2 separate regions of the Homo sapiens genome follow, and region 1 is linked to region 2. Evidence: chromatin contacts called from ENCODE Hi-C data. All regions are on one chromosome and are shown on one strand. Each heading gives the region's core, a stretch centred on a gene start or an enhancer-like site at or near the end of the contact. The rest is flanking DNA. Distances are from core to core; before and after follow the strand shown. Region 1 holds the start of DTNBP1 (dystrobrevin binding protein 1). Region 2 holds the start of SMIM13 (small integral membrane protein 13).

The links. A loop is a pair of places that touch in the nucleus more often than their neighbours do. Pooled maps may share reads with other maps.
Region 1: a loop to region 2 is called in a map of CD8-positive, alpha-beta T cell, with 36 times the contacts of the local background. The contact joins the promoter of DTNBP1 here to the promoter of SMIM13 in region 2. A Hi-C loop is called at or near these places in 2 of 168 maps with a recorded cell type or tissue (CD4-positive, alpha-beta T cell and CD8-positive, alpha-beta T cell) and 7 of 50 pooled maps.

The regions. Positions count from the first base shown.
Region 1 is chr6:15,661,222-15,664,277 of GRCh38, reverse strand. It overlaps DTNBP1 (dystrobrevin binding protein 1), which reads left to right and starts at 1,250. Exons shown (of 10, transcript NM_032122.5): 1 at 1,250-1,464. The coding sequence starts at 1,409. RefSeq lists a silencer at 1,254-1,763 and an enhancer at 1,994-2,043.
Region 2 is chr6:11,092,508-11,095,635 of GRCh38, reverse strand. It overlaps SMIM13 (small integral membrane protein 13), which reads right to left and starts at 1,802. Exons shown (of 2, transcript NM_001135575.2): 1 at 1,247-1,802. The coding sequence starts at 1,322. RefSeq lists enhancers at 1,113-1,232, 1,113-1,654, 1,903-2,112, 1,655-2,195 and a silencer at 1,333-1,642.

The DNA of each region.
Region 1 (3,056 bases), core at 1-2,500, 4.6 Mb before region 2:
GGCTGCTGTGTCAAGGATGGATTATAGGGGTGTGTATGGCAAAAGAGTAGAATCTGGAAGAACTGTCTGTGTTCCCATTGAAAGAGGATGGTGCCTTCGACCAGGATAAATATAGTGAAGATATAGAAAGAGAAGGAGGTTCCAGAAATACTTCAGGAGTAGAGTTGATTGGATTTGATGGGTTAATATGGGGAATGAGGAAAAGAGGGGAACCAGAGGTGATTTCAAGTGTCTTACCTTGAGCAAATTGGTGGATGGTGGTGTCATTTACTGAAACGGAAAATACAGGATGAGCAGATTAAAGGTGAACATGCAATGAATGAAATTTTCAATTTTGTGTATGTTGGTCTGAGATGCCTTTTGGATACATGTTGTATACATGCTTACATGAGTAAGCAACTGGTATGAATTGACGGAGAGGGAGGAAGGACAGGGCAGAAGATAGAGCTGTGGGAGTCATCGGTTCCTTGACAGAATTTACAGCGTGGTAATGGATAGACTCTATGCTATCCATCTATGGAACAACACATCTGGAGAAGAGAGAAGAGCTGGGGAGGCTGGACTGTAGCCTTGGGAGTGGCTATTAAAATAGGAGAAGGGGTGGAGCGGAAGGGAGAGAGGAACTATGGAGTGCTTAGCAAGAGAAGAAAGTGTTTTAAGGATGGGGATGATAAACTGCATTGAAAGCCACTGAGAGGTGGAGAAAAAATCAGGGCAGAGAAGTAATAAAAGGCATCAGCAACATGGAAGTCACTGGTGACTCGCGAAAGGCGATCACCTTTGGTGTGTAGGGCACAAAAGCCTGGGGGGGTAAAGAGAGAGTGGAAAGTAAGAATGTCGAGACAGTCGACTATTATTGCCATTTTATGAATGAAGAAACCGAGGCTCAATATTTGACTGTCTCATTCAAGGTGAAAGCCAGTGGGGTCAGATCCTGGACCTAGAATCCATGCAATGATTTGTGCACATCGCCTATTGAAGAGAGAGATCCAATTCTCTTCCAAAACGTAAAAGCCAACACTTCCCTCAAAGGAGGCTTCGAGTTAAATCATCCTTTCACGATGCCGCTTCCATTTTAAAGAAAAAAAAAAAAAAACGAGAAGGCCTGGTGCGGGATAGGAATGAGCCGAGGAGCTACTGGCCCTCTCGGTCGGGGGAAGACCCGCCCCTTTTCCGCAGCCCGAGCCCGGCGCAGTCCACTGCGGCTGCGCGAGCCTGGCGCGCGCGGGGCGGGAACGCGGAAGGGGCTGGGGTTGCGGCGCGGCGGCGAGGACCAGACCGGGGGCGGGGCCGGTAGTGGGAGTGCGGGGCGCGCGGTGACAGCGCGGGGTTGGCGGCGTGGGACCCAGGGGGCGACAGAGGCAGCAGCAGCCCGAGGCCTGAGGAGAGGAGACCGGCGGCGGCGGCAATGCTGGAGACCCTTCGCGAGCGGCTGCTGAGCGTGCAGCAGGATTTCACCTCCGGGTGGGTATACGGTGGGCGACGAAAAGGGACCTGAGGGGGCCGGGCCGCCGCCTGGGATGCCCCTGCCTCGCTCCCTTCCCCGCGCCACGGTCCAGGGTCCGTCCTGTCCCGCACCTCCCCGCCCCGCCCCGCCGAGGAAAGTAACGAACTTCCCGGCGTCCTCGCGTCGGGCGGCGCAAAGTAACTTAGGTCCCTGCGGGCCGCCTGTGACGCGCACCCCCCAGGACCGGGAGGCGCTCGGCGGCGCAGCGGAGCGCCCGGGGGGGGTGTGGGACCCTGCGGTCCTTTCCCGGCAGCATCAGCTGGGCCCTGGAGGGAAGTCATGTGAGAAGCCAGCGCGCCTCACCGCTTCCGCCCCCGCGGCACAGTGGCCTGCGCCCCTCGGCCCAGCAGACACCTGCTCGTGCGCACCTGGAGCTGGGCCAGCCACCCTCCCCGAGTCGGATCGCACCGCGCAGCAGCCTGCACCCTCCGGCCACAGCCTTCCGCGCCGCGTCTCGGCTTTCACGCCCGGCTCGCCGGCCTAACCCTTGGCAAGGCTGGCCGCCCCTCCCCGTTGCGTCCTTTCTCTACCTTTGCCGTGAGCTCAGCGCCTCGGCGAAGGAACTCCTAAGCAGGAGAAGCGACAGAACTTTAGGAATGCTTTTAATACCCAGCGGTTCCCAAACTTTGCTTAGAATCACCTGGGAACCTTTCAGAGTTCTGATGCCCAGGTCTCACCCCCTACCTGTTGACCAGAGTGCCTGGAGACGGCGTTTTAAAGATCCCCAGGGGATTCCAGTGGGCACCAACGCCTGGGAACCACAGGCCGAGACTCTGGCGCCAGATTGCCTAGGCATCCTGGCTCGACCACTAAATCAAACGTAGTTACTCAGCTGCCTTGCCTCAATGTACTGTTTCCGCTACCGTAAAATGGGGATAATGATGGTACTTAAAAGGTTATTACAAGGATTAATGAATTAATGTGTAAAACACGAAGCAAGCATCATGTCAGTATTGTTACTTAGTGCTTAATTTTAATTTTTTCATTCCTTTAAAGTGAAAAAGATCTGTCTTTGAAAAGGATCTTTCAACTTTAGCTTACAAATCCTGTTGGAGGATGCACTGAATGTGAGAACATTTCCACTCATACTGTTTTAAATTTCTCCCCCCCACCCCCCTTTTTTTTGAGATGGAGTCTTGCTCTGTCACCCAGACTGGAGTGCAGTGGCGTGATCTCGGCTCACTGCAACCGCCGCCTCCCGGATTCAAGCGATTCTCCTGGCTCCACCTCCTGAGTAGCTGGGACTAGAGGCGCCCGGCTTATTTTTGTATTTTTTAGTAGAGACGGGTTTCACCATATTGGCCAGGCTGGTCTCGAACTCCTGACCTTGTGATCCTCCCGCCTTGGCCTCCCAAAGTGCTGGGATTACAGGCGTGTGCCACCGTTCCCGGCCCACCCTCCCCCCCTTTTTTTTAAAGTGACAAGTTCTCGCTCTGTTGCCCAGGCTGGAGCGCAGTGGCGCTATTATAGCTCGCTGCAGCCTCCAACTCCTGGGTACAAGAGATCCTCCCTCCTAGGCTTCCTGAAGTGGTGGGATTATGGGTATTAG
Region 2 (3,128 bases), core at 553-3,052:
TCATGCCTGTAATCCCAGCACTTTGGGAGGCCAAGGCGGGTAGATCACATGAGGTCAGGAGTTCAAGACCAGCCTGACCAACACGGTTAAACCCCATCTCTACTAAAAATACAAAAATTAGCTGGGCATGGTGGCGGGCACCTGTAATCCCGGCTACAGCTACTCGAGAGTCTGAGGCAGGAGAATCACTTAAACCCAGGAGGCAGAGGTTGCAGTGGGCCAAGATCAGGCCACTGCATTGCACTCCTGCCTGGGCAACAAGAGCGAGACTCCATCTCAAAAAATAAAATAAACATATAAGTTTATAAATACATACACATGCATATGCACAAGTGCACACATATATTCCACAGCGTCACTAAGTATTAATTTGTACATTTATCGTGTAATGAACAAGCCCTATAGTATCTGTATGAATTCTGACCCATTATTACATCAACCTGAACCCATACTTCAGTCTTATAAATATGTGTAAACTCACTGACACGTGTTCTACGTACTTTTTAGATTTTCACAATTGCTTAGCCACTTTGCTAAGAGACCTGTGGTTATCAGCTACTATACATGTACAAAGAAATCAAAAAGATCTAAAATTGGGCTACCATTATTTGAAGAAAAAAGTTGAACGTCCTCTCATTCCAAGAAGGAAAATACGCACAGCATTCGAAATAGCACCATTATTATAGAACTGAGAGTTAGGTTACCCGACCCTGCAAGTTTAATATAGCCGGTGTTTCTAAGCTCTGCCTGGTCTCCACATCTCTGCTTGGAATTGAGTTTAAGGCTGAACTCTAAGTAAACAATTTCACGCGTGCTGAAAACCCAACTCTACCCCACTCGCTGATGAAACGAAGGTGACACCTCTCATTATTAAGGTCAGAATCTGTGCAAATGAAAAAGGACCAATCAATCACTTCACCTTCGAATGCAGGCCAAGGTTACAATCTGGGCAGCCTGTGGTGAGAATGAAAGAGCAGACGCTGCCGGTGAAGCAAGGCTGAGTTTCACTCAGAGGCAGGAAGCCCTGGAGCCTGTCCTTTCCCTCCCCAGGATGCCCGAGGGCCGGCCATGAGTAAAGGGCCCACCTCTGCGCTCAGCCCTAGAGGCTAAGGGACAACAGTTGATTTTAAGACAATTGTCCGTCCACGCCCTTTTGTTTTTTTCAAAAAAACAAACAACAAAAAAAACCCCAGCAGATCAGCGACCCGGCGTGTGGAACTGCCTCGCGGCTACCGCCCCCACTCACCGCACACCATCAGCAGCAGGACGATCAGCAGCGTGGCCACGAACACAAGCAGAGTCAGCCCGACGCTGTGCCACATCTTGGGGGCAGAAGGGCAGTCGGCTCGGGGCGGCTGGCGCGGACGGCGGTGAGCGCGGGCGGCGGCGCGTCCTGCGCTTCAGCGGCGGGCGCCAGGCGCGGCTGGGCGCCGGGGCGGCATGGGCGGCTGGCGCCCCCTCGGCAGCGCCCCCAGGGGGTGGGGCGGCGCAAAGGCGGGCACTGTGGGACCGCCCGCCCGCCCGATCCTTTTCCCGCCGGGGTGGCCAGAGCGCGGGAGGCAGGCGGGCCTCAGGGCGCCTCTAGTCCCTCATCGCCCCGGAGAGCCGAGGCCGCGGCACCCAGAGACCCCAGCGGTCGGATGCGCTTCCATGGCGGACGCCGCGCGCCTGTAGGGAGGACAGAGGGTAAGCACGGGTACACACGGCGGCCACAAGGCCCTCGTCGCTGTCCACCCGTGTCTCTGAGACCCCAGGGATGCCAGATGTCAGCGTCGCCCGGCCGCGGCTGTAGCGGCTTCTCCGCCCCAGGCCCCCTACCGCTGGGGCAGCTCATCACCAAGCTCGCCTCCTCCGCGGCGCGGGGTCGGCTGGGAGATGGAGTGCAGAGCCTGGTGGAGTCGGGACGGCGTTGTCTCGCAGGGACTACAACTCCCAGAATGCACCGCCACTCGGGCTTCGCTGCTTTCATTCTCGGGCGGCTCTGCCTTTGGTCTTGCTCAAGTCGCCTCAGTCGGACGACCGTGGGCTGGCCTTCTCCAAAGCCGCGGATCTGGCTGCCCGTCCTGCTGAGGCGCCAGTGAGATTTCAACCATTACTCCGTATACAAAGTCGTTTTGTTTCTAGCCGTAATCGATGAAGTACGGCGAGAGAGGAAAGAGGAGGCGGCTGCCTGAAAAACTGGTTGCTCGTGCACCTAGCCCTGTTGCCGGGGGCGAAGGTTGGCTATTTGGGACTTGGAGGAAGAACTCAGGTCCCTGCCGCAGACGCGGGTCAGGACACGAAATCTCATTTTCCCCCTGCAACAGATGTTATGTTCTATCTTTTCGTAAGTAAAGCATTTCAGAAATGGCCCGCGGGTGACTTAAGGACAGCTGCACTGCCCTCAAATCACCTGCCTGAGTTGTAAGTTAGACCCAGCTGCCTCCTTGAGACCAAGCTTGGAGATTTTGCCGCACTGGCTTACACCTCTACGAAACAAGACACTGTAGTAATCTCAACTACTGTATCTCCACCCAAAATTGAAACTCCCCACTTCCGCCAGATTACATTCATTTGTTAAAGAGGTGCCCCCAGAAGAATAGAGGGTAAATGTGTCCCTCTTTTAGAAGGAATCAGAGCCTTCGAGTTTTCCTGTGATTCTTTTGCTCCCTGAGATACCTTTTTACTCTTCTAAAAATTACAGTTTCCTGTCTTCTGTCTCCAAAAACAAACACAAAAGTTCTAAGCAGCAATCCCTTGATTTAATAAATGTATCCTGCCATACCCAGCTGCCCTACTATGTGAACTGTATTCCCTAAGAAGCAACATTAGGAACAAATACCATGTATAAAAATACATTAAAGGATAATTACTTGCTTTGCAACAGATTTAATATAGATTCCTGTGAAGAGAATGAACCCAGTGCAATTAAGATATATTTACAAAAAATCAGTGTGTGCTTTTTTCATGGGTGGTTCAATTATGTTGCATAATTAAAACACATTTTATTAAAAGCCAGTTGAAAATACGCGTCAGGGCTAGGCGAGGTGGCTCACGCCTGTAATCCCAGCACTTTGGGAGGCTAAGGCGAGCAGATCACCTGAAGTCAGGAGTTCGAGACCAGCCTGGCCAACATGGTGAAACCCTGT